Regions from separate parts of the Mus musculus genome. Here all the other regions are linked to region 2. A link is a loop called in an ENCODE intact Hi-C map of the cell type or tissue named here. Cell type or tissue: heart. All regions are shown on one strand. Region 1 overlaps Adarb1 (adenosine deaminase, RNA-specific, B1). Region 2 holds the start of Adarb1 (adenosine deaminase, RNA-specific, B1). Region 3 has its middle 14 kb from the start of Gm35983. Region 4 holds the start of Gm35983 (a long non-coding RNA gene). Region 5 overlaps Fam207a (family with sequence similarity 207, member A). Region 6 holds the start of Pttg1ip (pituitary tumor-transforming 1 interacting protein). Region 7 has its middle 24 kb from the start of Pofut2.

Evidence for each region. Peaks named below come from ENCODE experiments on the same cell type or tissue, not always from the same donor. Only the 100,000 strongest peaks of a DNase experiment are listed, where the experiment ranks them.
Region 1: it touches region 2 in a loop (1.9-fold over the local background); 9 of 42 quality-filtered maps call a loop at or near these places.
Region 3: it touches region 2 in a loop (2.1-fold over the local background); 6 of 42 quality-filtered maps call a loop at or near these places.
Region 4: a loop joins it to region 2, with 3 times the contacts of the local background. A loop is called at or near these places in 3 of 42 quality-filtered maps.
Region 5: it touches region 2 in a loop (3-fold over the local background); 12 of 42 quality-filtered maps call a loop at or near these places.
Region 6: a loop joins it to region 2, with 2.4 times the contacts of the local background. A loop is called at or near these places in 6 of 42 quality-filtered maps.
Region 7: a loop joins it to region 2, with 2.1 times the contacts of the local background. A loop is called at or near these places in 3 of 42 quality-filtered maps.

Annotation. Positions count from the first base shown.
Region 1 is chr10:77,355,767-77,359,766 of GRCm38, forward strand. Adarb1 (adenosine deaminase, RNA-specific, B1) reads right to left here. Exons shown (of 11, transcript NM_001024837.2): 2 at 3,801-3,969. Among named protein-coding and RNA genes, the nearest start is that of Adarb1, 61 kb to the right of the region's middle. In heart, a CTCF peak has its summit at 2,377; no DNase peak of the experiment used is centred here.
Region 2 is chr10:77,415,820-77,419,819 of GRCm38, forward strand. It overlaps Adarb1 (adenosine deaminase, RNA-specific, B1), which reads right to left and starts at 2,454. Exons shown (of 11, transcript NM_001024837.2): 1 at 2,276-2,454. It overlaps Gm17769 (predicted gene, 17769), which reads left to right and starts at 2,557. Exons shown (of 1, transcript NR_027377.1): 1 at 2,557-4,000. In heart, no CTCF peak of the experiment used is centred here; DNase peaks (open chromatin) are centred at 312, 1,432, 1,692 and 2,482; H3K4me3 peaks cover 2,682 bases; H3K27ac peaks cover 1,977 bases.
Region 3 is chr10:77,482,351-77,486,350 of GRCm38, forward strand. No RefSeq gene overlaps it. Among named protein-coding and RNA genes, the nearest start is that of Gm35983, 14 kb to the left of the region's middle. In heart, no CTCF peak of the experiment used is centred here; a DNase peak (open chromatin) is centred at 2,081; H3K4me3 peaks cover 581 bases; H3K27ac peaks cover 3,295 bases.
Region 4 is chr10:77,469,031-77,473,030 of GRCm38, forward strand. It overlaps Gm35920 (a long non-coding RNA gene), which reads left to right. Exons shown (of 3, transcript XR_871849.2): 3 at 1,499-1,526. It overlaps Gm35983 (a long non-coding RNA gene), which reads left to right and starts at 1,565. Exons shown (of 4, transcript XR_380590.1): 1 at 1,565-1,593; 2 at 2,506-2,727; 3 at 2,829-2,991; 4 at 3,171-3,434. In heart, no CTCF peak of the experiment used is centred here; no DNase peak of the experiment used is centred here; H3K27ac peaks cover 885 bases.
Region 5 is chr10:77,507,916-77,511,915 of GRCm38, forward strand. The region is part of intron 2 of Fam207a (family with sequence similarity 207, member A); the gene reads right to left. Among named protein-coding and RNA genes, the nearest start is that of Fam207a, 5.9 kb to the right of the region's middle. In heart, a CTCF peak has its summit at 1,943 (motif pointing left); DNase peaks (open chromatin) are centred at 66, 866, 1,936 and 2,776; H3K27ac peaks cover 1,115 bases.
Region 6 is chr10:77,580,144-77,584,143 of GRCm38, forward strand. It overlaps Pttg1ip (pituitary tumor-transforming 1 interacting protein), which reads left to right and starts at 1,512. Exons shown (of 6, transcript NM_145925.3): 1 at 1,512-1,784. The coding sequence starts at 1,679. In heart, no CTCF peak of the experiment used is centred here; DNase peaks (open chromatin) are centred at 628, 1,528 and 3,948; H3K4me3 peaks cover 2,569 bases; H3K27ac peaks cover 2,416 bases.
Region 7 is chr10:77,280,928-77,284,927 of GRCm38, forward strand. No RefSeq gene overlaps it. Among named protein-coding and RNA genes, the nearest start is that of Pofut2, 24 kb to the left of the region's middle. In heart, CTCF peaks have their summits at 1,322 (motif pointing right) and 2,075 (motif pointing right); a DNase peak (open chromatin) is centred at 2,074; H3K27ac peaks cover 659 bases; H3K27me3 peaks cover 362 bases.

The DNA of each region.
Region 1 (4,000 bases), 60 kb before region 2:
GTTTCATCCAGGGAAGCCTGGTATGGATATATTTCTTAGGTGTAGCTATTAGTTACAGATAAAATGGCAAGTAAGTGATCCTAAAACTCTAGGGTGACAGGGACTGCTGAGAAAGCTACTCTAGTTCTCCGTAAAGCAGCAGTGCAGACAGCAGTGATCTTCCGCAGCCCTTCTGATCTGCTGTGGTACATGAAAGTTTTCTGTAAATGAGGGCGAGTTAATAGGGCTGGAAGAAAATGCACTGCTCTTTTGTGGGACTCCCACAACGGTTCGTTTTTGTGCCCCCATATGATGGTTTCTTTCCACTAGTAAGCAAGGAACCAGCTCTTGAGTGGCCAATACCTCTGATCCAGTGCAGTCCTGAAACGGGCCATGTGAGGTGTGTCAGTTCCAATGGCTGAGGGTCCTGTCCCCAGAGCCTCAAGCCCAGGCCTCTGGAGGTCCTGTCTGGCCAGTTCCAAGTCAGAGTTCTCATAACCTGTCCTCAGAGAGCTCCCAGGACTCAGAGAAACACTTTACTCATACTTAGAGTTTCTTGGTTATTTTTAGTTTATATGTCAGGGTATTTTGCGTACATGAATGTCCATGTACCATGTGCAAGCCTGGTGCCTACGGAGGCTAGAAGACACTGGATGCCCCGGAATTGGACTTATAGTTATGAGCCACCATGCGTATGCTGGGATTGAACTCAGGTCCTCTAAAAGATCAACCTTTTACCACTAAGCCATCACTCCAGCTTCCAGTTTCTTTAAAACAAATTATAATTATTTATTTCTGTGTGTGTGTGGGTGCGTGCGTGCATGAAGGTTTGTGCATGTACACATGGACATGTGAGCACACACACACACACTCACACACCCCTCAGAGGATTATTTGTATGAGGTTAGTTAGATCACTTCTACCATGTGTATCCCAGTGATCAAACTCAGGTTTCCAGGCTTGGCAACAAGCACTTTTACCTACTGAGAAACCTTACCAGCCTTGCATTCCCTATAATGAATATTTTGAAGGAAATAATCAAAGAGCCCATGAACAGGTTCCTAGGGCAAGACTGGGAAGGGTCCTGTGCATAGGAGCTCTGTTTCTTAGGGTTCTGGGTACACTCCTCCCAGCTCATGGATGAGTTTTCATTCACCTTCCAGACTACTGCCCCGGCAGCCCCTGTATTAGCCCTGGAGTCCTCTGAGCACCAGTTCCTGGAGGTGTTCCTGATCTTGGCCAGGTCGTCATGAGAACTGTGGATCACGCACCAGGCAGGCAGACAGCTGGACTGTGAGAGCAGGCAGTGGGAAGGGAGTCCAGCTGCGGCAACAGATGAAGGTATGGGGGTTTGGTCATCAGTGATGCAGGCAGGTCTTCTAGGCTTCAAAGATGCGCAAGACCCTCCCAAAACAGAACTGTGTGTTGTTCTGTGATGACCAACCTTGACTGTCAACTTGACTACATCTGGAATCAACTCAAAACCAAGCAGCTGAGCACACCTGGGAGGGGTTTTCTTGACTGGATCATGTGAAGTGGGAAGACCCACTTCAGTCTGGGCCACACCTTCTGGTGGCAGCCCACATGAAAGGTCATGGAAGGAGGACACTTCTGCTTTTGCCTACTCGCCCTCACCCTCACTGTTCATCTATCCTGTTGCTGAGGCATTCCTTTGCTGGTATTAGAGCCTGCTTTTCCAGGATGCTTTAGGACAGACGGAAGACTGGCAGCTTTCTAGGAATCCTCTGAGATATCTGACCTCATGGACTGAACAACTACTACATTCTTGACCTTTCTGTTAGGAGACAGCCAGTGTCTGACAAGCAAGACTACAGCCTGAAAACTACTTGAAGAAATCCCTTTTCACATACAGATGATCATTCTATCTGTTCTTGTTCCTCTAGAGAACCCTGACTAGTACACACACCAAAAGCTGTCCACGTGAGCTACGCCAAGGCCTACTGGTGTTTTATACACAAGCACAATGATGTTTACATATCTTTATTGTGTGTTTTTCAGCAATGCAACCATTGTGGAAAGGACAAAGGATTGCACCATCTCAACAGGGAACCCCAGTACTTGATACCTCTGTCAGAAGCAATCCCTGAGCTATATACCACTTTTAAAAGACCATGCCAAGGTAGCACAGCCACCCTGCCGGCACTAGACGCAAAGTCCCCAGGACCGTGCCACACCTGTCTGAGGCGGGTACCTGTTATGAAGTAGTAGATGTGGTAACCAAGAGAAGGAGGACTAGTGTAGCCCAAAGCTTACATGTTTATTTTACTTCAAACCAGGTGAAAAAAAATCAAAACACCAAACTGTTTACAATATTAGCTCGCTTCACCTGAGGTAAAAGCAACACACTGTGTCTACACTGCTGCTAGCGTTGATTCATAGAGCCAGTAGGAGGAGACAACGCTCAGAGTTTAGCACTCCGGCCTTTAGCTTTACTTCCTGGGCACATGCTTCATGGGGTGCCTTGTGGCCTGACTTTGCTGTATTTCCTTAAGAACAACAGTGCAAAGGGATATAAATAGCTCATCCTGCTGCTTCACATACATGACCGAATCAATGCAACGCTTTACCTATGAGGCATGTTAAAAACAGGCGGTCATTAGCGGAGCTCAAAGTGGCGTTGTGAACCCTTCCTTAGTCTCCAGACTCACTTCAGCTCTGGGATCTGCAGTGTCTCTCAGAAAACTCTGGTTACAGATAAACTGACTTCACATTCCAATGGAGCTCAAAGATGGGCTATCCGTGAAAATAAAACTGACTGCCGGCACATCAGTGATAAAGGGGATTGCGGTTTTGTTCTTCCCGCCTCTTGCCTGTCCGTGTCCCACAAAAAGATCAGCATCAGATGTGGATGAAACCGAATCTCTTTTAAAGCTCCCGGTTTCTTTCTGGGACATTTGTGGGCACAGGAAGGGTCTTAGTACGAATTCAAAACCCAGTGGTCAGAAGCGAGCCCACTGCTGCTCCCCAAACACAGTGATGTCAGGAGCTGTTCTGCTTTGCCCACATGTACATCCTTGGGAACTGCACCTACTGCCTTGACTCTGACTGCTACCCAAGGCTCTCTAGTCGGCAGTGCAGGCTAGCCTTGATGTTCAGTGGATGGCTCACACTGGAGCTGCCACACAGGGGTGCCTCTCAACTTCAGCCTGTAAGTGAGGAAGCAGCAAAGCCAGGAACGTGCTAGGACTACACGTGCTGAGCACCCTTGGACTGCCATAGTCCTCCCAGCCTCCCTCACTTCCACACCGAGAAGAAACTTCTTTTATATTGGCTGTAACTGAGTTACCTTCATACTAGCGCTTTTACAAGAACAGATGCTACCCTGACTGACAGCCATAAAGACTAAACACCAAAGAAATTCAAAGAAAAAAGTGGTAAGTGGTAAAAGGCTCTCATGAGGCATGCCCAGTACCAGGTACCAAGCACTGGCTTTATCAACAGTGATGAAGTTGAGGCAGCCCCGAGCACAGCTGAAGGGATGTGAGGTCTAAAGATGATCTGTGGCCACAGGAAGACGCGTGTGAACTAGCTCAGGGTAACACTGTGGCCACAGGAAGACGCGTGTGAACTAGCTCAGGGTAACAATCTGTGCTGGGATTATTCAGGAAAATGCATTTCAACAGCAAGTCAAAGGACTTAATTAAACTTTTTCCCCCCACTTAAAAAGACAGGACTTTGCTATACATCCCAGGCTTCCTGTCTCAGTCTCCTGAGGGCTTGGAACTCAGGCCTCTGCCACCACACCTTGCACAAGTCACCTTTGGTCAGATTTTAAGAGATTCTAAAAAGGTTTTACTTACCTTGAATTTGTTTAGTTTTTGTCTCAAATCCTGAGGCAAAACTCCTTCAGGGCAAGCAAAGTGAGCTCATTGCTCCGCAGCACTAAAATAGCAAGCGTGATGCACTGGGCTGACGAGCTTCCTTTAGCCACACCTTGGGCTCTCCATGTCCAGCCTGACACACTTCACTCTGTAATAAAAGATTCAGTTACTTGGCACTT
Region 2 (4,000 bases):
GGGTTTAAAGGATTTTTTTTATTCCAAAAAATTCTAAAGCAGTTTAAATGCTTTACGGCACATAAACTTACAAAGAAGTGAATTTGCCTATGAGCCAAGATGTGCTTTCAGGATGATGTTATTTCTTGGTAGCTAATCTTCCTGTCTGGGCCTACCAGCAATGACTGAATGGACACATCATGGAAGATACGCGTCATCAGTTTCTCTCTTCAACAATGTCCTTGCAGAAAGGTCTCCTTTGCTCCTTCCAACTGGAGCGTCACAGCTGACGTGGAAGTAGCTGAGTGTGCCCAGTTTCTGAAACCCCTTGACATCTAACAGGCATGGAGAACACATTCCTTTCAAAGCCTGTGGACTCCACCTCCCCACCACTGTGGGATCACAGCACCCAGCCCAGTGTGTCTCATCCACTATTTATCAAGCTCCTGTTGTGGAGGCCCATGCTGTGAATCTGCCCCTTGGAGGATCCTGTACCAAGGGACCATTAATTCTCTCATTCCAAAAGGAGCTGTCCCAACCTACCTTCTGCCTCCTTTTTTTTCTCTCTTTCCCTCCAGGGAACTGTCTCAAGGAAGAAGGGTAAAGAAGTTTCATCCATCCCCGGAGAAAGAAAAAACAAAAAACAAAAACAGCTGGCTTTTACAAACAGTTTTGTCTTGAGACAAAAACAGGTTTGGAAAAATGCAGCTTCCTTTCAAAGGAACAAAGAGGGTTAATACATTATTCCTATTCTCAGTAAAAACTAATGTTTGATCATCTTAATTACCGCACCTACCAGTAAAAAGACCAAGTTTGCTATCGGGCTTCTTTTCGTTATACTTCCAGAATGGAATACAATAAATGATTTTCAAAAAAAGAAAAAAAAAAAGGATGCCCTCATCAGAAGTAACCCAAACCTGCTAGGTGAAAACACTGACCTCCAACCAGACACTCCAGTGCGGATATCCCCCTCATAAATCCCGAACGGAACACTTTTCTGGTCCTCCAAAGGCGACTCCGGCGCCACTAGTCTAGCGTCCACAGCCCCATCTGACATTTCCCTTGCACACAGACACCACACAGTGATTTTCCTCTTGCCTATGTGTGCGCGTCAAAATTCACCTCCAACCCCTAATGTCCCAGATGGCTCCCACAAACAGCAGACGCGCTGGGTACTCGCGCTGGGTACTCGGAACTTCGTCTCCCAGGCGCTCGGCGCCCATGTGGGCTCTGAGCCCTCGGAAGGGGCATGGACCACCAAAAAAGCAGCCTGCCTCACCTAGGTTACGGTGTCCACCCCGTGGGAGCGCAGTGTCTCCTTTGCAGGACACAAGATGCTCTCACTGGGCGTAGCTTTCCCTCTGTGGGATATAGGGTTAGGGTCTCCCTCCTCGGAGTTCAGAGTATACTCTGCAGGGCACAGGGTTCCCTCCCTGTGCCCTTCCTCTGGGCGCCGTCTCGCCTCTGCGGAGCACATGGTCCCTTCTGCAGGGCACAAAGTCCCCATCCCCTGGTGCAGCTTCCTCTCCTCAGAGCACAGGGTTCCCACCCCCCAGCCTGAGCTTAGCCTCCCTTCTGCTAGGCACTGGTCCCTTCTGCAGAATACAGAGCTCAACCTTTCCTCTACCAAGCACATGGTCCCTTCTGCAGGGCACAGGGTCCCCATCCCCGGACACAGATTCAGAGTGACACAGGGTGTCTCTTCTCAGGGCGCAGCTTTCCTTTTGCAGGGCACAGGTCCCCTCTCTAGGATACAGGGTCCCCATCCCCGGACGCAGCTTTCCTTCTGCAGGGCACAAGGTCCCCCTCCCGGTGTGCAGTGTCCCCTGTGCTGGGTAAAGGTCCCTTCCCGGGGTACAGGGTCCCCTCCCCGGAGCACAGGTCCCCTCCGCCCGGTACACCATTCCCCTCCCCGGGCGCAGTCTCCTCTCTGATGGGCACAGGTCCCCTCCCTGGAGTACAGGGTCCTCTCCGCGGGCACAACCTCCTGTCCGAGAGGCGCACGGTCGGCTCGCCGCGGCGCAGCGCATCCCACGCGGACGCGGCGCCTCCAGGAGCGGACGAGCCGTCCTGGGCGCAGCCTCCTCCTGCAGCGCAGCGCATCCAAGAGGACCGCGGCCCGCCCTCCGCGCGCCGCCCGGGATGCGCCAGGGACCCCGCAGCTCGCCGCGGGCCCGGGCCCCGCACCATAGGGTCTGGGGTCGGTGGTCAGGTCCGCGGCCGCCGGCGCTGCGCGGCCTCAGCCACCTGCCCCGCGCTTACATAAACGCGGCCGCCCGCGTCCCCGCCGCCTTACCTCCGCTCACGCTGCGCCCGCGGGCTGCCGGCGTCTGGCTCTGGGCGCTGCGGCGGCCTCGGCTAGCCCCGCGGCCCCAGCTAGGAGCCCCTCGCCGCCGCCTCAGCCTCAGCCACCTCAGCCTCAGCCGCTGCCTCAGCCTCTGCCTCTAGCCTCGGCGCCGGCGGCTCCGCCCCCTCGGCTCGCCCCGCCCCAGCCGCCGCAGCCGCGCGCGCGTGCTCGCTTGCAGGGGTGGAGCCAGCGCTCCACGCTGACGTGCGCGCCTCCTGCCCGGAGCCGACGTCCGGACTCGCTCGCGGCGGCGGGAACTGCGAGGGTTAGCGGTTAGAACCAAAACAGGTCGTGCGTCGCTAGGGAGACTCGAAGCGGAAGGGAGCCTCCGACACGCACCGAGAAGATCGACGGGGGCGGGGTTCTCGAACTCGCGGGCAGGAGCCTCGGATGGGACCTAAGGGGACAGGTGGGACCAAGGATCCTAGAGATCCTGTGGGATCTGGGAATGGGGCAGGGAAAATCAGAGCGAAGCCACTGAAGTGCGACTGTGACCGCCGCTTGAAGACCTACTACACCCCGTACGTGGTACCCTGGCATCCCGCAAGAATCGTCCCTGGGCCTTCGTCCAGTTTTGAGAGCTGGCCCTGGCCACTGACACCCACCTCCGTAGACCTTGAAAATAAGTAGGGAGAGGAGCAGGGACATGATTTTGTGAAGCAGGGTGTCTACTGGTGGTCACTAGAAATGATGGCCGGTTTTTAACCTAGACCCCAGGGTCAAGTTCAGGCTCTGCCACCTCTTAGGCATACCAGATGTGTCTTGTGCTTGCATTGTCTGTTTCCACGTTTGTTTAAAAAGAAAAAGGTCTAGTAAAAGACAAGTGCAGGTAGGTAAAGTACTGTGTCGAGCATCCAAGATGTGGTCAACAACTTGTGTGGTTCCTCGCCAGATTGTCTTAACCTGGGGTGCTATGCCCAGAACGGGGCCTGGAGAGGTCCAGAATCGGAAGCATGAACTGACCACAGGAGTAGTGTTGTAGCCGGTCCACATCTGCTTCCATCACAAAAACATGTCCTTTGGACCAGCTAGCCACTCAATGAATTCTTCAGCCTGCCTAAAAGGTGGGCACCAGGCAGTGCCTACGGGTGCACTTGTTGGCAAGTAAGTAGAGATCATCACTCTTGGAACACCTACCAGGATGTCAAGCTTCACATACAAGTATGTGCACAAGGACAAATGTGTCTGTTTCTAGGTATCACACTACCCCAGAACTTAGTAACTTAAAGTCATGGTTTGTAAGTCTGATGAATAGCAGCTTTTATGCAGTGTTCAGCTGGTTTGGTTCATCTCTGCTTCATAGATGACCTCACTCCCTTATGTCATGTGTTACCTACTGTTAGTAAGCTAGCTCTCGTTGCTTCTCATAATGGCTGTGGTTTGGCCACAAGAGAGCAAGTTCCAGCCTTTTCATCCCCTGTGCACATCACCTGTGTTCCTGTGACTCATTGACTGAATTGAAGATGCTGATCTGACACAAGTACATATGAGAGACAGAGATCTGGACAAAGGAAGTATGCTCATCTGAGATGGTCGCTTTGATAGATCTTTGGTTCATTGTGGATTGTTACAGCAAAAACAGAACTCTGCGGTCTCAACCAGGATTAAGTGGAATGACCTTCTTTCTCTGCTGTGTACACTGCCAAAAAAACTAGCTTGAAGTGAAGATAACAG
Region 3 (4,000 bases), 67 kb after region 2:
TTTCTTATAAAGTCCAGGACTAACAACCAAGGGATGGCACCACTCGAAATGGGTCCTCCCACCCTAATTGATCACTAATTGAGAAAATGCCTTACAGCTGGATCTCATGGAGGCATTTCCTCAAGGGAGGCTCCTTTCTCTGTGATAACTCCAGCTTGTGTCAAGTTGACACACAAAACCAGTCAGTACACTGTGATAGACATGGCCAGTGAGTGCCTCCTGTATCTTCTGGGCTTTGGGGTGGTGACAATTGGTGGTCTTGGCTCAAGTGAATAGTCCCTTCCTGGCATCTAGGATTGGACCTTTAGGAAGATTAGAATCCTTTGATAGGTCCAACTCCAGTCTCCTGGGTGTTTGTGGCCAAGGACAAATTATGAGAGGCTGGGTAGCTTCTCCCCAGAGTAGAGGACAGGATAGTCTCTGTGGATAGGACGTCCTTCCCCTCAGCTCTCCCAGTTACCCAACCTCCATTAATCTAGGAAGCATGTGTAACCCAGCCTTGGCTAGTGGGGAACAGGTGGACATTGTTGGTGAATCTCTGAGAAAGCCATCACAAGGGGACATCACAGCGTTTCCTGGCCCTCTGACCATTTCCCCTCTGCCCAGTTCATTCCTGCCTAGACTGCGTGAATATGAGCGTTGCGGCACTGGCAGATGCTCTAGTATGAGAAGAACAGGACAGGTATCCAGGCTGTGGGCAACAGTGGGCAGCTCTCCAGATTTCTCATTGACAGACCACGCTGCATTTTGGGCACCAGATGTATGTGTGGTGCATAAGCAGCTTGTAGATGGCCAATGGAATTGCTGGCTTCCTTGGAATTCCTGGGTGGACTGCATCTCATCACAGCCTGTTTGCCATGTGAATATCATGGACCAGTGTCCTGTCCCTAGGAGGCAGAAGAGTACAGGACCCAGGCTCTGGTCAACCACCTGCCCTCCTGACTGGAGTCTCAAGTGCAGCTGCTCAGCCTCCATATCTTACAGACTGCCCTGTGCTCTTTCTGCCCTTGGAGCTGGGCTTCGTTCACACCCAGAAAACCTGGGAAGAGCTGTCCATAGATGAAGCTGGGCAGAAAGTGGAATGCTTTGGACAGTTAGAGGTGAGTCCTCAAGGGAAGAACAGGCCCTGAGGACAGACAGAAGGACAGACAGAAAAGCTGGTGACTGAACTACAGGCCATGTGCAGAGACACTCCAAAGGGAATATGGACGCTGCTCCTTCCCACAGGCCCAGCCTATGCCCGTGTTCCTGAGAACACAGGGCAGAAGCTAAGATGGGGAACCTCAGTTTCCCCCTGTTGTGGCCTTCTCTTCCAGATGGCATGGACTGACTACACAGACATGGAGGCCACTCATACTCCAGAGGAATGACAGACACTGCCAGGCCTCTGGTTCTGGGGGCCAGTAAGAAACTCTAGAAGAGTATTCAGTGCTCTTGCCTGCTGAGCCATCTCTCCAGCCCCCTGTTGTGGCATTCTTAATCTTGAGGCAGATTAAATCCACACCTCAATGATCCTGTAACTACATTATCTTAACAGATTTGGAAGAAAAAACACATGAGCTGGGGCTCTATTTAAAATAAGGCAGGTGTTGGGGCTGGAGGGATGGCTCATTTGTGAAGTACACTGGCTGTTCTTGCAAAGGACCTGGGTTCAACTCCCAGCAACCACACTGTGGCTCAAAACCGTCAATAACCCTAGCTCCAGGGGATCTGTCACATTCTTCTGAACTCCACAGGCACCAAGCATCCACCTGATGCACAGATATGCATGCATGCAGGCAAAACACCCATCCACATAAAATAAAAATGTTTTTTAAATAAATAGAGTAGGTGGTCTCAGGGCCAGGGCTCAGCCCAGGCACCCACAAGTGACTTCAAAGAGAATTCAGAGGCCTGCCTGCTATCACCAGAGCCAGCCGGCTGCATAACATCCTGGAAGCACACGCTGATAGTGCTCTCTGGAAACGGGCCACGGGGGTGGCTGAGAACCAGAGGCTGGGGCCCCTCCCTGCCCATAGCTGCCAGGCCATGTTCGGGAGCCACATGTGGACCAGGCCTGGGCATCAGCCAGCACCTCCCAGGGTCTCATGGAGATGTTATCAATGTTCGAGGAACATTCCAGAAGAAACGCGCCTGGTGTTTATTTAACACTTGGCTTCTAAGCAGCACAGAAGCCTATGAGATGTCAGCCTGGGCTGCCGCACAGCCTGGGAGCCGTGCACATGCCTGTGTCTCACACACCCCAGCACCCGCCATCCAGGTCAAGCCTCCGGGAGGCTCGTTCTTCGCTTAGCCTGACCAAATGTCTCGGGCTGTAGTGCTTGGCCTGATGGCCCTGATGGGTACAGTTGTCTGCTGAGGGCAGCCAGTAGTTTACAATTCCAGCCTGTGGTGGGTGGGGTGGCTACTCTACAGTTTACCACAGTCAGGAACCCGAGGAATGTCAGCTGCAGCACGCGCCCATAGCCTGCTCCTTTCCTTCCCAGCTTATGTGCAGCCCCTCTTGCTGGAAAACCCCCAGTTCCCTCCAAAAGTAGGGTGCCCATGGCCCAGGCAGCAGGAAAGGGAAGTCCCTGAGCAGAGGGGGTCTGTGAGCCGTCTGAAAGGTAAAGCGCCCTCTATTAATTTATTCCATCATTCATTCATTCATGCCATCATTCATTCATCTGATGACAGGGCACTGCCCATGGCTTACAGACCGTGGGAAAATGAATAACTACTCTAGAATAAAGGGCACACTGCATAGATGTGTGTGCGACACGCAGCTGTACCCTCCAACTGCTGTGTCCTTCCCCCAGGCCCCTGGCTCTCCAGTATCACTGTCATCTCACCCAAGACCTCTCCTCTCAACCCAGTATGGTTCTAAGGACTGCCCACCTCAGAGAGAGAATTGCTAAAAACCCAGGTGCCGAGATGCTAAGACCAATTTCCCATTCTGAGAGACCTCACACTCTCAGAAGGGTCAAGAGTTTGGGCAAACTTGGAAATGGAGTCTTTGCAGATGTAGTTGAGAATACAGAGTCAGGTGGGACACTCATGCGATCCCAAGGGTTGATAAGCTGAGGCAGGAGGTTTGCCACAAGTTTGAGGCCAACCTGGGCTACATAGTAAGACCCTGTCTCAACAACAAGAAATATGTTCAGGTCAGAGGGCCCTAAGTCTAGCGTGACTGTTCTGAGCGCATGGATGCAAGCAAACACATTTTCCTCTCCCCTCCACACCCCTAAATCCTGGGATCAGAGCAGAGAGGAGCAGTGTGGGGCGGGGCTGTGAGCATCCAGTCTCCAGACCGGTTCATTATGTCACCTGGTTGGAAAGAGGCTCCCACCACCCCGCTGTTTGGTCACTCCAACGTGGTTCTAAACTCTCAGAGCAGTACCAAGCCCTGGGAGACTCCTATTCCTCCAAGTATCTAAGGCTGCTGGAGCAGAGGAAACCCGAGTGGGGAGCTCCATGCATTGATTTACTGTATTTTCATCTGAATCAAAGGCCAGCTTTAATTTATCCCAGTGAACAAGGATAAGCTGTGTGGTCTGCGCAGGCTCAGGGGGCTGTGTTTTAGCAGGCTGGCAGCTAGGAACACCAGAGTGGAGATGTAAGGGGGAGAGGAGACTGAGGTCATGTGACTGGCAGCTGAGAGGTCCCTTAAGAGTCCCAATCCCCAGGGCTCTGGATGGCCTCCCTCCCAACTACCACACACCCCAGTAAGAGTGGGGCTGACAGGCCCAGTTCTGCTTAGGACAGAAGAAACTCCATGCTCAGGTCTGGGCTCAATGGGGACAATCGCTTAGCTGAGAGTCCTATGCTCTGAGGCCACCAACTTTCCTTCCTGTCCTGAGCATGCTTTGTAGAAATACCTGGGGAGAGATCTGTCCCTGCTGGCGTGGCCCCATGGTGATGACATCACACCACAGAGCAATACTCAGTTCATGCGACTGAAAATCAGAGGACTCAAATGTCCCATACAAGGACAGGCTCCCAAAGACATAACCTCACTGGT
Region 4 (4,000 bases), 53 kb after region 2:
GGGACTTATCGCCCTAATGGTATTCTTCAAGACATTGGTAAATGCTCAGGCTGAAGCAATAACTAAGGGTTAACCATTCCTGGGGTCATAACAGACCCCTGTTTGTCCTCTTCTCTGGGCCTTGGAGAGCAACCTGGCTTCCAGGCCCTACCCTATGTGAGCATAGCAAGGCCCGAGGCCTCTGTGTGCAGACAGCAGTCAGTGTGTAGGATGCTGTTCCTGAGGCCTCTGCATGCAGAGCTGGATGCCCAGCCAGTTCCCTCACGCAGCCAGGTCCCAAGTCTGACCCTGACAACATTTTGTTCTTCTCTTCTGTGAGATGGGCTGCTCACACTGGGTGTACTCCAGAAAATGCATCGTGATTTAGCTTCTAGAACTATGCTTGCCCCACCCTTGCTCCCCCAGGCCTGGTTCTGCTGTGCCAACCGGAGTCCCAGAGAGCCATGTCACTGAGCAGGAAACAGGGCTTCTCCAGCCCCACACCCAGGCGAGAATCTGGAAAATGCTCTCACAGGGCAGATCACTGCAACGCTTCAGTGGGCTTTGGCTAGCTGCGGAACCTTAGGCTTCCTGGAACCAAATAAACATGTGGCCCAGGATATCAAGTTTATAAGGAGACAGGCAAGCCAGGTATGATGGTGCACACCTGTAATCCCAGCACTTGGGAGGCTGAGGCAGGAGGGTGAGCTGGAACATCTATAGTGAAAACCTTGTCTCAAAGAACGAGCCCACTTTATACACACTCAGAGGTAAATCACACACCCACCCACTTACCAGACACCCCCACAGTGTCTCTCATGCATGCATCCAAGGGCAGGCCCCCATCTCAGCACCATAGCACATTTATAGAAACACAGAAATGTCATTTTTTTCATATAAGCCCACACAGCCTTCTTGTTGCTGATGCTCTCATGTATGACAACAGTCCACAAACATCTTTTCTCCCACTGTACTCTCCTCATGCCTCGCAGTCCAAGGCCACCAGAGAGCTGGGACTGGTGACAAACAGGCAGGGTGGGCAGGAGGCAGGGTTATTATATACAAATGAATAAGGAGGTAGGTTTAACTGGTCTCAGGAGCAGGCTCTACGGGAGAGCATTCTTTAAACTATACATATCTGGGGGGAGAAGGCGACGGGGGACATTTTCTGCACACAGACCAGAGGAAAGCTTCACCATGCCTCTGAGCGGCGTTCACTCCCTGAAGGCTTTGCTGCTCCCGTGGGTGTGAGGCATAGGGGTGTGGGGTGTGGTCCCCATAGGCTCATATTTGTGAATGTTTGGCTCCCAGTTGGTGGCCTGTTTGGGAAGGATTAGGTATAGCCTTGCTGGAGGAAGTGTGTCACTGGAGGTGGACCACAAGATTGCAAAAGCCCACACAAGGCTCAGTGTCTGTCTCTGTCTCTGTCTCTGTATGTGTCTAGCTCTCTCTGTGTCTCTCTGCTTCTCTGTCTCTGTCTGTTCATCTGTCTCTGCCTCTCTCTGCCTTTTGTTTGCAGATCAGATGCAAGCTCTCAGCTACTGTTCCAACGCCATGCCTGCCAACAGCCATGCTCCCTGCCATGACGCTCCTGAGCTCACACCCTCTGAAACTGTAAGCTAGTCCCCAGCTAAATGCTATTACATGTTGCCTTGGTCATGGTGTCTCTTCTCAGCAATGGAGTAGCAACCAATCCCTGACATGGCCTCGATCCTGTCAAAACCATACACTCATCTGGGACTCCATCCCCTCCCTCCAGCCTGGCACCAACTAGAACCATGGCACTTTATTTACCATGTACTGCCCCAATCAGATATCCATCCAAACAGTGAGTGAACTGTTCCACGACTTCTAAGGTCCATGTGTTCAGCTCAGGTGTCTTGTCAAGCTGAGAACCCAATGGGTTGGCAGGCTGCATGCAGGATGGCTCCCTCCCAAGGCTGGCAGGAGGCCTCACCCTACCACCTGTCCCCAGTGCTACCCTAGACTGCAGCCTGGAGTTTCACAACCTTGCCTTGAAAGTGGCAGTTGCTTGTGCCTGTCACACACATTTGGCAAATGAGGGCCACTTAAGTGTTAACATGGGGACAGGTGCCAACGGCGTGAAGAGCCATCCTGGAGGACAGCTGCATCCAGCTTGGCCACCTCTGGGGTCCTAAGGTCTTGTTCCAGTGAACCAAAGAATGAAGTCTCAGCCTCCTTTCTCAGCCATTCAGAGATCATGATCCCTCAGGAATGAGGCTGAGGAGGCACCTGTGTCCTCTTCACGGGTCACTCTTTTGTCCCTTAGGAAGGAGGGATGGAGAAAAATACCTGTATCCTCGCGACAAAGCTTCTCACCAAGGAAGAACTTGTGTCAGGAGCCTTGGTGGCCTCCAGCAGGGGTGGGGTGCACAACGCCCTACAGGGTCAGAGAGGAGTGAGGTGACCAGCTGCATGCCAGCTATGCCCATGTGACCCCATGGCTTTGAGCAGGTAGAAAGAGTGACCTTTTAGTGCCTCAGTTTCCCCATTTTCTCAAAGCAGGCAACATGGGCACCTGGCAGAGGTACTTGGGGAAGAGGAAGACTATGAGTTCAGCCTGGCCACCTGCAAGAGTGCTGGGCTGAGCCTGTGGTGACTTCTCAGCCCTGGTCTTGTTGGTGTGAACTGCACAGCCCACTGTGGACTTCCTGCCTTTCAGCACTGGCTCGGGACATGGAGGCGCGCTACCATCGCAAGCCAAGAATGACGTGCACATTTTTCTAGGTGTGTATAGTGGAAACAAAACCAAAATATTAGCACAAGGCTAAGTTTGTTTTACAGCAGCAGTGATCTATAGCGGTACTTGTTTGAATTTGTCTAAACAGCTTTCCCGATGCTCACAGACACTGCCAGCTTCCTGCCCACTGTCCCCTGGGGCTCCAAGGATAATCTCTTCAGCTGACACCCAGAAGACAGACACCCTTCAACAAAAGATCACCCTAACAATGTCCAGGATCCCCAAGCCCTGCTACCTCCTTGCATGGCTGGGTATGAAAAAAATCCAGGCTGGGTCTGTCCCACTTAGGGTTGCAATAGAGCCCAAGGGTACCCTGGCCTCTGAATGCTTGATAGTTACGGTCCCCTCTACTGGGTAGAGGAAGAGGCAGGGGCTCGATAGCATATCCCCATTCTTTCTGAACACTGACAACAGTGACTTTTATCCACAGGTCCCATGGCACCAACTCAGCCCCTCAGACACTTGAGTTCTGGGTTGCAAACTTCTTCTTAAACCCACGAGAAACCACCCAGCCAGGAGAAGCTGCTCTAGGGATGGCTACAGAGATGCTCTACAGCACCGTCACCCTCCCAGGAACTCAGCCTAGAAAGAGATGAGAAGCAGGCAGCCATCTGTGTGTGGGAGCTGAGCTCACGGGCTAGTGACTGACAGGTGTTGACAGAGACCCAGAGCCACAAACAACTTTAAGCCTGTTTCCCAAGCTCTCGTCATCACTGGTCCCGCCTTGAGAGAAGCACTCATCACCACAGTAGAGACAGCAAAGTGTCACATGGCTCAGAGAGAGCAAAGAACTCCTGGAGGAGGGTGGGAGAGCCAGTGGAGACTTTGGGAGAGACTTGGCCGGCGAGTGTGCAGTGCTCACTGGACAGCTAAGACTAGCATGTTATACTCGGTGAACGAATGTTATACTACACTGTCCTCCACTATGAGGACAGCTCAAACCCCTGTTACACTCACACTCGGTGGGACTCTCATAAGGCTCCCCACGCCATGTGCTCTGCTGACAGCTGCTGACAGTGACTGTCCTAGCATCTATTGCTGGCCTAAGGTTTGTTCCTCAGTGTCTTTCCCTGATATTTGAGGCTCAACAATTAAGCCAGGCCGTATGACCAGTGAACCCCAGAGATCAGCTTGCCTCTGCTTCCCCAGTGTAGAGATTACAAATGTATACCCAATTCTTAATTTTTTAACATACATTAATTAATTAACTAATTAATTAATTTTATGTGAGTCCACTGTTGCTGTTTTCAGACACACCAG
Region 5 (4,000 bases), 92 kb after region 2:
GGAGATGTAACCAGCAGCCCTCCCAGGATGCTCAATAGTCACAGCGCGGAGGGAGAGGGGCAAGCATTCTGTGTTGGTCAGCTTTCTAGTACTGTGACAAAATAGCTCAGATAAGCAGCACTGGAAAAGCCGTGTGCACCCGGGTGAGAGAATGGGTTTCAGAATAAAAGGCAGTGGGCTGGAGAGCTTGGGCAGTATTAGTGCTCAAGCCTGACAGTGTTTGAACCCTGCACCAGCAGACAGCAACAGTCAACTCTCTCACACTGCTGTGTGACCTCGAAACACATGAGGCTTGCTCTTGTGCACATACACATATATGCACTACACACACAGACTAGTAATAAGACATGCAGTTAAACTGTAAAAAGGAGGAAGGGCTAGGTATCTGTGAGGGATTGTCTAATGAGGCTAAATGAGGTGGGAGGAATTACCCTAAATACAGGCAGAGCCTTCCACCCATGGCCTGGAGCCCTGGACTGCAGAAAAGGAGAGAGTGAGTTGAACACAGTATCCATTGCTCTCTGCCTCCTGACTGTGGACAGGGGCAGTGGCTCAGGAAGGCATCTGGGTACCAACGGGCCAGGAAAACCGTACAATGTCCCTGGGGTTGCCAAGACCCTCCCCCCCCCCAAAAAATGGCACCTCCTTGAAGCTACCTATCGTCAGGTGAGGTGGCCTGGGATACAGCACAGAGACAATTCTCTGAGTACCCAAAGGCTGAAGGACCAGGTGGGTCCTGAAATCAAATGGGCATGCGGCTCTGAACAATGGAGCATGCAGTAGGCCCCACGTGATGTCACACACAGGACCCACACTAGACCAGGCTTAGCAGGTCACCAAGGCAGGGTCAGGTGTCCCTGCTGATGCTTATCCCTTTTCATACAACTCCAAGTAGAGGCAGGGCCCTAATGGTCAAGCCTCTGCTACAGGGCTGGCTTTGTACTTACAGAGCTAAGGCCAGGCCTCTAGCAGGACACGGAGAAGGAGCCGTATCCAAGTATCCTCAAGACTCAGCATGCCAGGACCCCAAGAGCCCTATACACCAGGTCCAATCTCCTGGGGCCTAGAGATAATAGTCCCACAAGAGTTCTGGGCCGGACCACCAGCACAGAAGGGCAATTCCTGCTGGGTAGAGGTGGGCACTCAACATGGTCCACTCACTGCAGAGCACAGGAGGCACACAGGCAGTGTGGTTGGCTGGTGAGCCCACACACATATTCTACTACATGTTCTGCTACTGCGTGTTTAAACTGTTTATATGGCCTTAAAACAGGCAGCTTTAGCCTGATGAAAGTGTGGCCCGTTCTGCTATTTGGAACATGTCCCTGTCCCAATTACAGATGCAGCCTTGTTTCCTTACTAACTTAGGCCAGCTGTTAAGCTCAAGCTCTGGAAAGAGAATCTGATAGGTCATGGCACCTTATATACTAAAGCTGCAGGAAGGACAGAACCAGGCCCCGGCTGGCTCCCGGCTGGCACATACAATCACTTCCGCATCACACTCCACAACTAGGTAACTGAGGACCCAAGGAATGTCACTGGAAGGGACACACAGAAAGAGTTACTGGACCGTGTTTGTCAACATGGTGTTTGGCATCTCTACAAGATTTGTCCACCAGTATGTCAGCCTAGCACCCCACAGCTCAGCAGCCAGCACACACACAACACGGCAGCCAAGGTCAACTCATGCTGTGACTTGCTCCTAGAGCTTGTTCCCGTGACTCCCTGCTCTGTGCAAAGGCTAAGCCTGGGAGTGGAATAGAGACGGTGATGCACATCCTACTGGCTGCCATAGCTCTGACTTCACAGCAGTCTTCTAAACAATTCCTAAAGAAACTCCTCCTCTGAGGGTTCCACACACAGAAGGAAGTCGCTTGCTGAGGTCCCCTGCCCCAGGACCTAGGAAGGAAATGAGGTTCTGCTGCCCTCTGCTGGCCAGAGTCACAGAGGCCTGCTGCTCATAGGAGGGGGAGCCTGAAAACGCACATTCACACTCTGCTAAGCACAGGGGAGGTCAGGGTCTGAAAAGATACAACCAACCAATGGGGCAGGAGCCTGTCATGATGCCTGAGGAGACCATGGAGTGCACTCTGGGTTTCCTGGGGCCACCTCACCCTGCCTAGGGCTCTTAATGACCTCTTTCCCCCACGCCTCCCAGTGGCCTTTGCCCCATGATCGAGAGCGACTGGTGGGGTGGTTTCCGTGCTTCTCACAGCCTCCCCCACCTGGCTCTGCTCTCCTCCTCTGCAGGACTTGCCTCAGCCTGCCCACGGCTCGGAGCTAGAGTCCAGATGATAATCTGGAAAACGGATTGGTTTGTTTTCTGCGGTCTTCTAGTGTGCGGGCACAGAGAACTGGAAATAAAATCTAAATGTGTGCTTGCAGACTTTCTTCTCTGAACAGCACACGGTCACGTTCTAGCTTCGTGCCCAAGGTCAGCAAAGGCGGCCCCAGACAGCATACTGTGACCATCTGCCAGGCAGCAGCACGACCAGGCTCACTGTACCAGCTCAAGCCTTCTGCACACCAGGTAACACACCACGTGCAGGATGGGGGTGGGAGAAAGACTGCTTCATGCTGTCTGCCACAACTCCTTCCACACCGGCCAAATGAGCAGGCAGGGGAACCACAGGCCACTTCACGGGAGGATTGCACAGGCAAGACCCTCTATCCCATAGGACAAAGCTGAGTTTATTGGCCGGGGACAGGGTATCTCCAGACCAGCCTCACTCCTTTTCCCAGGGCAAGAGGTGAGGACACATAAGTCAGAAGCCCCACAGCACAGCTGCAGAGCCCAGCACCTCCCAGGCAGAGATCTTGTCTGCCACAGGAAGATAAGCTCAGGGAAGCAGGAAGGGGGCTGGTCCCCAAGGTACCAACAGAAAGATGAGAGCTGCCACCAGCAAAGCACTCACAGGGACACTGGCCATGCCACCTCCTGGGGCTACAAGCCTGTACATGGTATGGCAGCCCGTGTGTACATAAGACGGTCATGGCGATGTCTAGTCTCTTCAGGACCATTCATTGCACTTAGAGCTACCTCAGTTCCTGGGCTAAGTGTCGAGTTGTTTCTGAGACAGGGGCAAGAGGCACTGCAGTGACCCATACATAAAGCACCCACAGGCAGTGCGTGCGCCCCTGAAACCAGCAGGTCACTGAGATGACTATGGAGCTGTGTACGAAGTCCTCAGTAAATGTGTATTGTCCACATGGTGGGCATCGGGGACCCCAAGGCCTCAGACCCACAGAAACAGCAAAGGCTTCTGGTCCAAGTACAGTGCTTACCACTGATCAGTGAGTACAGAAACCACCAACTACACCTTCAGCCTTGCAGATGACTGCAGCGTGAGACTGCTGCCCTACAGAGAGCCCTTGGTCTGGCTATTTGGTGCTTGACACAAGCTAGACTCATCAGAGGAGCCTCCAATGAGAATATGCTTCCATAAGACAAGGCTGTAGGCAATGCTGTACAGGACTTTCTTAAACAGTGATCAATGTGGGAGGGCCCAGCCCACTGTGGGTGGTGCCATCCCTGGGCAGGTGGTCCTAAGATCTATAAGAAAGCAGGCTGAGCAAACCATGGGTAGGTCATGGTGTTTCGTCACATCAGTAGAAACCCTACGACACCCTGAGTTCCCAGACTGCCTACGTGTCCTCCATCAGAGAGAACACAGCCTGCCAGAGGCTTTCTTGTCCGTGTGTCTGTCCTTTCTTCTGCATTGCCCCGGTCAGGTTTGAGCACCAAGTCATGCCCGATGCAGCGAGAGACTGAATCAAGGACTCAGCTCCCTTTGTGACCACTCTGACACAAGTCAGGTGTCCCTCCACCTGCCTGGCTCAGAGACTAAGCTGACCACGAACAGAAGTAGCCAGTACCAAGAACACAGAAGGTACCAGGCAGCCAGAAGAATCATGCGGAGAGGGGTCTGAGAGAGTGGTCTGAGATGCGGACCCGGAACCCTGGGAGACGAAGGCTTTGACCGTCTCAGCCAAGTCAGAG
Region 6 (4,000 bases), 160 kb after region 2:
CCTTGCCTTAGAGACTCTGACCACTAACTGGAGGGGGGCGTGTCCTTTGTCCCACTCATTTCCCACCCAGATCCCGCACTGCACTAACCAGGGCCCTGCTAAACTTCCCTTGCTCTGGACCAGCTCAGTGATACAAAGACCCTGAGTCCTCCCAAGCTCAGGAATTGAAATCCCACCAATCCTCATCCTGGAAATCTCCACGGGAAGCCCCACCCCCAAGAAATCCTATATAAGCTCTGCCTTTGGCTTCGTTCTCTGCTGCTTTTCACCCTAGCAGAATTAGCTGCCCTCCTGTTTTTGTTGTTGTTGTTGCTGTTGTTTGTTTGCTTTTTTTCCCTCTCCATAAATCTCTTGTGTGCCTCATGTGTCGTGTGACTTTGTGGTATTCCTTGGCTCCCAATTGCCAGGAAGCCTCTCTAGCAGAGCTGTAACATTTTCCCCGGAACAGAACTTGGCTGGGGAAAACCTGCCTGGCCGAAGTAAAGCTGTAACGCTTTCACTGGGGAAAGCCTCCCTCTGGCAAAGCAGAATTGTTACACTTTGGCTGGAGAAGTCTTCCTCTGCAGAGCAGACCTGTGACACTTTCCATGGGAACCCCCTCCTGCAGCAGAACTGTTATACTTCCTTTGGGAAAACCTTCTGCCGCAGCACCAGGAGTGGAGCTGGAACGCTTCAAGCCTTTCCCTTCAGAGTTGCAACACTTACAGTCATAACTAGCTTGTATCAAATGGACATAAAGCTGGTGGGCTCAAGCTTGTATCCTATTTTGCTTACTCCTACTGGAGTCTGGGTCTTTAATGAGTCGAGAAACTTGGGATCCAGAGTCCCGCATTGATCTTTTTGGTGTCTGGCTATCTAGGTCTCTGGTTCATGCACAATCAAGCAGGGAAGGTACCCTCTTACTCAAAGCTCCTGTGTCTTCAAGTTTGCGTCCCCAGTCACTATCAATAAGGATTTGTTTTGTTTTCTTTGAGTCAGGGTCTCATTGGTTAAGGAAGACCTTGAACTTCTGATCCTTCCAATGCTCCACCCCCAAGTGCTGAGATGATAGGTGTGTGTTATCACGACTCATTTGTGAGGTTCTGAGGATGGAACTCGGAGGCTTTGTGCATGCATTGGTTGCCAGGCAAGCAATTCTACCATCTAAGCTACACCCTCCACATTCCCTCAGTGATTTAAACGCCTTTCAGTAACAAGTTCGAGACAGCTTGGATGCTGTTTTAACGTAAATCCACAAAACCTGCCCTCTGGACACGCATACGGCTCTGGCAGAGAATTAACAGGACTGGCAGAGGTTTCCAAGGGTTGGCGGCTACAGAGCAGTTGTGTTAGGCAGAGCAGCTGAGCCTCAGAACCCGCCTCAGAGTCCAGCAGCTCCATTCCAGAGCAAGTGGCAAAGCTTCGCTGTCCACTGCCCAGCCTAGTAGTCTACTACGCACGCGCGCTGCTCTGACGCTCCGGTTATTGCTCCCTCCCCGCAGTTCCAGCAGCGCGCAGGCGTGCTAAGCCTCAGCTGCGCCCGTAGGCGGGCGGAGGTCAGGGGGCGGAGCCAGCGGCTGCGCACTCGCAAGCTCCGCCCGTCTGGCTAGCTTACGGAGGCGGAGCGCTTACTGTGGAAACATCCTAGCTCGGCGTTGGAGTTGAGTCGCCTGAGGTCCCCGCCGACGACGCACTCACCATGGCGCCTGCTAACCTTGGGCTGACGCCGCACTGGGTGATGCTCCTCGGTGCCGTGCTGCTGTTGCTTCTGTCCGGAGCCTCCGCGCAGGAACCTCCGAGAGTGGGTAAGGCCCGTGGGCCTAGGGGCCGAGGAGTAGGAGGAGGGCGGCCGGGTCGGATCCAGGGCGGAGTCCAGCCCGCGGGCTTGGCTGCCTCTGCGCTCACGCCCTCCCTTGAAGCTGGGTAAGGCAGCCAGCCTCTGCTGGAAGTTAACGTCGTGCCCTGAGGCACGAAAGACTCGGCTAGTCGGAACCGACGCCTCGGCACCTGCTTAGCATCTCGGGGACCATCTGCATTCCAGCACTGTTTTTGTTTGAGGGGAATCAGGGAGCTGACAAGTTGTGTCCAAGACTGAGGCTTGGTCAACTTTGACCTTTGTACGCTCGCTAGAGTTGATGAGGCGCTGCAAGAGAGTATTTTTGTTAGCTCAGGCTCTCTCAAGGTGTCTTTACACTCTAGCCTGTCACGGTGTGTTTTCTCTTTGTGACCTTTTGCCAGTTGTCGCGTCTCTCTGTTTAAGTTTCTTATCTGCTCCCAGGTATGCCTAGGACCGGTCTGGGACTGCCTCACTCCTGCTACCTTGGTGAGGGTGACTAAAGGAGCTGACCCTGGCCGCCCCGGGGAACTTGGGGCTAGATTCTCCAGTAAGGACTTTATGCCAGGCAGAGTGTTGGGGAGCCTGTGGAGACCCAGGACCCTTCCCAGTGTCTCAAGGGTGTCTGCTGCGATACTGGGGGGAGGGGGGGGGGCACGAACCTTCACCTGTTACCAACCACCACGTGTTAGGTGTAAGGATTCTACTCCTTGACATTCTATAGGGAGATAGCTGATGTTTAAAACGGCTAGTCTTTACAAGGAATTTGCATAAATTTACATTACCGTATCCTGTATCCCAAAACTCGCCTTTTTTTGTTGTTTGAGACTGGGTTCAGGCTGGTTTTGAACTTTTTTGTTTGTTTTTTCGAGACAGTGTGTCTCTGTGTAGCCCTGGCTGTCCTGGAACTCACTCTGTAGACCAGGCTGGCCTTGAACTCAGAGATCCGCCTGCCTCTGCCTCCCTAGTGCTGGGATTAAAGGCGTGTGCCACCACGCCCAGCTTGGTTTTGAACTTAAAGGTGTCTGCCTGCCTCTGCCTCTCAAATGCTGACCATAAAGCATTTGCCCTGCCTGGCAAAACTCACCCTTTAAATATTTTTTGTGTGCTTCACAGAACCTGTAGTAGATTATAGATCCGTAGAGTGAAATTTGCGACATTGAGGACACTTTGACAGGGCTTTTGGACCCTCTACTAATGGCGTGTGGAGTCACTGTCTCTGAGCTTCATCTTGGGAAAACAGTCCCTAAAAGGGCTGCAGTGGTGTTAGGAACACTAAGACACAGTGATGGCTGGTGCAGGTCTCCAAGTAGTGGGTCCTTACTGAACACCCCAGTTTGTAGAGGAATCTGCAGTTCCCCTCCCTCTGTCCCTGAGGAACCTGCCTTAGTGAACTGTATTATTCAATACTGCATACATGCCTTTTGGGGTGTCCTGCCCCTCCTTTTCTCAAACAGTGCAGTGTTGAGGACTACTTTGTCAAGCAAGTGTACTCCCAACATGACATTCGAGATGTCCTCTGAGTTCTGAATTCTGTCACCAGAGTGGGCACTCTTAAGCCCTTTCAAGTTCATTTCACTTGGGGGCACAGGAGATGGCAGCATGTTTCATAGGTTTACAATGAGTAAGGTTCACTTCCTTAGTTTCCACAATTATTCCTTTCCCACATGTAGGTGTGTCTTTTTGTCCTGAGGACCTGAGTCGACTCACCCGAAACGTCAAGGACCCACTCAGAAGCGAGTCACTATTTATTGCCTTTCCATTTAGTTATTAAATGAGTCTGAAAGTTCTTTAATAATGAGTAAATAGCTATTCTAAACTGAACTCTAAGCCACAGTGCCTCAGAGTCAGGACATCCGTGATCAGCATTGAGAAACCACAAGGACATTGTTCCTATCTCCAGTGTGTGGTTGGCTGTGTCCCGTGATGAGGTGAGAGATACTGTGTGTGGCCTCCCTGAAATGTGAGCCACGGGGCAGCAGGTTGTCAGTGTTTCCTTCCTTGCCACATGAGTCTGGGAGTTACTTCAGCCAGAATGCCTGCCATTGATGCTCTCCGGTACACAAGGTCTGTGGAGGAGGAGGGCTGGCCCCTGGGGATTCAGACTGCCAAGTAATGGGCAGGGCCAGCATGGCCATTCTCAGGGACTCAGGGGCTCAGGGTGTGTTTCTTGGAACTCAGTCTTTC
Region 7 (4,000 bases), 130 kb before region 2:
AAACCTAACACCTTAACTGTCACCCAAGTGTCCATAGTCTATAACAACACTGACCCCCTGCCCCTAGCAGCAAAGGCCACCTTCCACCCTCATCTGCACAAATCTTGCATACCTCACAGCTCCCTAGCTTGGACATGCTGTGGGCCACCAGGCACTTGGCCTGGGAGGTCAGGTGCCTCTCTTGTCTGACCTGGGTACCTTGGTGCAGCCAGGGAAAGCCCAGATGCTCTTTTAGCCACCTGAGTACCCAAGGGAGATACAACCCTCCATCAGAGGATGTAAGACCCAGAGCACTGTTGAAGAGCCAGAGGTACGTCTGGGTACGTCTGGGGCAATCAACTCTGTGAGGGGCAAACTTGACAGACTCCTCCTCCTCCTCCTCCTCCTTCTCCTCCTCCTCCTCCTCCTCCTCCTCCTCCTCCTCCTCCTCCTCCTCCTCCTCCTCCTCCTCCTTCTTCTTCTTCTTCTCTCTCTCTCTCTCTCTCTCTCTCTCTCTCTCTCTCTCTCTCTCTCAGACTCCGTAGAGAGCCATTTCTCCTTGTAGTCTGTCCGGAGAGGATAGGGAGAAGGGCTAGTTGGTGACAGTTCTACTAAAACCATTGTCATCTAAGGTCCTCTGAGAAGGGACAGTAATGGATTCACTTTGAAGGAGGACCTGTTCTCAGTAGCAAACAAATAGCTTTATAATGAGGCTCTAGGAATTAAGACCACTTCATGAACTATCAAACCAGTAAAAGCATTTACTGAGCTACAAAGTGTGACTCCCAGAACCCACAGTAAGGTGGAAAGGAAAAAACTAACCTAACAAGGTTGTCCTGAGTCCCGCATGGACAGGCTGTGACATGTGTCCAAATACACACAGGCACACACAGATTCATGCACACACACACACACACACACACACACACACACACACACAACACAATTTGAAAATTAGAAAAATGATTTTGTAGAAAAACTTAACAGGGTTTAAGACAAAGGTTTTTAGGCTTTTCATCCTCCAGGCATGTTTTTGGTGTCTGGCTGCAGAGTCTGTCACATAGGATGGTATCCGCTCTATCTGGTATACAGAGTTAATATTTACTTAAAGATTTACAGATAAGACTATGTGCTAAGTGCACGTGCATGCTGAATTCCAAAGAGTTTAAGTATTAAGACATTACTAGAATTTTGAATTTCAAAAAAAATTAATTTTTTTCCATATCCTAAGCTTTAATAGGTAAAAAGAACTAACAGCTAATAGAACTAAAAGTGCTAACAGGAAAGTTTATGATTCCTAGGAAATTTTTTAAAATGTAAGCTTTATTTATTTATTATGTATAGTGCTCTACCTGCATGTATGCCTGCAGGCCAGAAGAGGGCACCAGATCCCGTTACAGATGGTTGTGAGCTACCATGTGGTTGCTGGGAATTGAACTCAGGACCTCTGGAAGAGCAGCCAGTGCTCTTAACCCCTGAGCCATCTCTCCAGCCCAGGGTACTCTATATCAGTCTATGGATTGTGCTTTTGTTATAAGTAAAGCTATAAGCAAAGTTATGAATGTTCTAAACCATTACCTGTTTATAACCATAGAACAAGATATGTATGTTTTAAGCTGATTATACCAAAAAAGATACTTATAGGATTTCCCAAGATCAAAATTTAGTGCACAGGTCTTCTCTGTCTTCATGTGAATGCATGTTTTGCCTGCATGTATGTATGTGCACCATGTATGAGCCTGCTATGTACAGCAGCCAGAAGACGGTGTCGGAGCCCCTGGAACTGGAGTTACAGATGATTGTGAACCACTGTGTACTGGGAACTGGACCTGGGTCCTCTGCAGGAGCTGCAAATGCTCCTGATTATCAGCTGAGTCATCTCTCCACCTCCTCTACACTCAGAGTTGGTAGAGGGGGTATTTTTACACTGCCTTTCCTCCCTAGATGTCACCAAACTGGCCCAGGTCATGCCATCCCATTGCCACAGAGTAAGTAATCAGTAATGCTGTCAGGAAAAGCGCAAGATCTGAACACCCTACCAAAATCAAGAACTAGAGTCCCAAGGATCGTGGAGGTGCTTGTGCATGTTACTATCCCTCCACTAGGTGGCGCTGTTGCTTACCTTTCTGCCTCGATTCCCCTGCTCTTGGTCTTGGTAGGCACAGGAGAGTGGTTCCTTTTCTGAACTCATGTTCCTGGACTCCACATATCAATCAAATAACAGACAACTAGGAGACAGTGTTCCAACGCACTGGGCGAGAAATGGATGGGGGAGATTCTGCTGGGGGTTTAGTGTTTAGAATCTCAACAGGAAATTGTACCTTGGGAATGAATATGGTGACCCCGACCCCTGAAAAAATTTGCCTCTGGGTATGGTAATCTGTCCCCATGGTCTTCTGTGCACATGCACGCTTTCTGGCTTCTGTTTCAACTTTTCTGAAGTTGTAATACTGTTGTAGGCAAGGCAGAAACAAACTGGGAATTTCTTCCCTGAGTTTTGCCAAACTATAGATAAATTCACTCATATATATATGTATATATACACACGCACACACATACACACACATATATATAAATTCACTCATATATATAGTTTCTCTCCCTGTGGCCAGCACAACCAAGCTATATGGTCAGGGGCTTGTGCGCTTCACCTAGTTCTGGAATCCCAAGGACCGTCCTGCTGTTCCCATGGTTTTTGTGTTGCTGGAAATATCATGGTGATGCAGTGTGCAGCCTTTTGAGACCAGCCTGTCACTTGAGGCTCTTCCTCACCTTCTCAGGACTTGAAAGCTTGTGTCTTTCACCACTAATTCATGTCCTTTCGCCTGGATGCATTAACGTATACATCCATTTGTCTACTGAAGGGCTTGTTGGCCCCTTCAGTTTGGGGCAATTATAAATAAAGCTGCTGTTGTTACCAGAATTTACCATTTCTACTGCTTGGCACTCTGCCCAAAGCCAGGGAGACAGTAACATAACTAAGTGAGAGGAAGTAAATTCGAGGCCAATGAAAGGGCAAAGGAAAACATTTTCCCTCTCACATCTCCACCTGAGGGGCACTGCTCAGGTCTCCCCTTCTTCCGTGTGGGTTCCTGAGATCAACTCAGGTCTAAAGTCATCCCAGAACCAAGATCTAAGTTTTCTCCTGTTCCCCCTACCTCAGGAGTTCAGTACTTTTATGGTTTATGTCTAGATTCTGTTTTATATGTGGGTGTCCAGTTGCTTCTGCACCATTTGTTATTTTGTGTTAGCAACCTTTGTTCCTTTGTCAAAGAGCAGCTGAGGACGATCAGTTAGCAACAGGGCTCTGTGTTCTTCCACTGATTGTTTCTCTTTCGCATATGTCACCATGGCCACCTGTACTTGCTTTAACAGGGCCCTCCATCTCTTCTCCTATGCAGTGCCTGCCTCCTGGGATTCTCAGGCATTTCCATTCAGAGTGAGAGGCCCTGGTTGTGAGCACCTGGCAGCAAAGGCACACACAGCCCTGTTCCTCCAGGCAGGCAGGCAGGCAGGCACTCAGCATGTCCCTCAGCTCTGAAAATATTTCTTGCTACTGCTGTTTCTCTCACTGAGACAGGAGGAGACCACCACAAGTCCACACTGGCCCTTTGACCTGTTTTCCAACTAAAAGCAAGCATTGGATAGCTTTGTCATCAAACACCAAGTCAGACTCCAAGGCCAGAATATTCATAGACTAGTCCCTTTCAAGACACCACACGAGTAACAAAGCCAACTGAGAGTCATTACTGCAGAAGGAAAGTAATTAAGCAGGCTTTACCTGCTCATGGCTGACCTCAGCATTTTGGAGGCCACGGGGCTGAGCCATGTATTGTGTGCTTCCTAGTAACTCTAACAGATCCTGACACAGGTTAACAGTTGCTTAGGTACTCTGCAGAACATTGAAGGCTGTGCAGAGAATTGAAGGCTGCTTTTGAGGGGGTGGGGGAAAGCTGTAACTATCTGATAGTGATTAGTATGGAATAAAAGGCATATTGTCTGTCCCCTCTGCTGTCCTAAC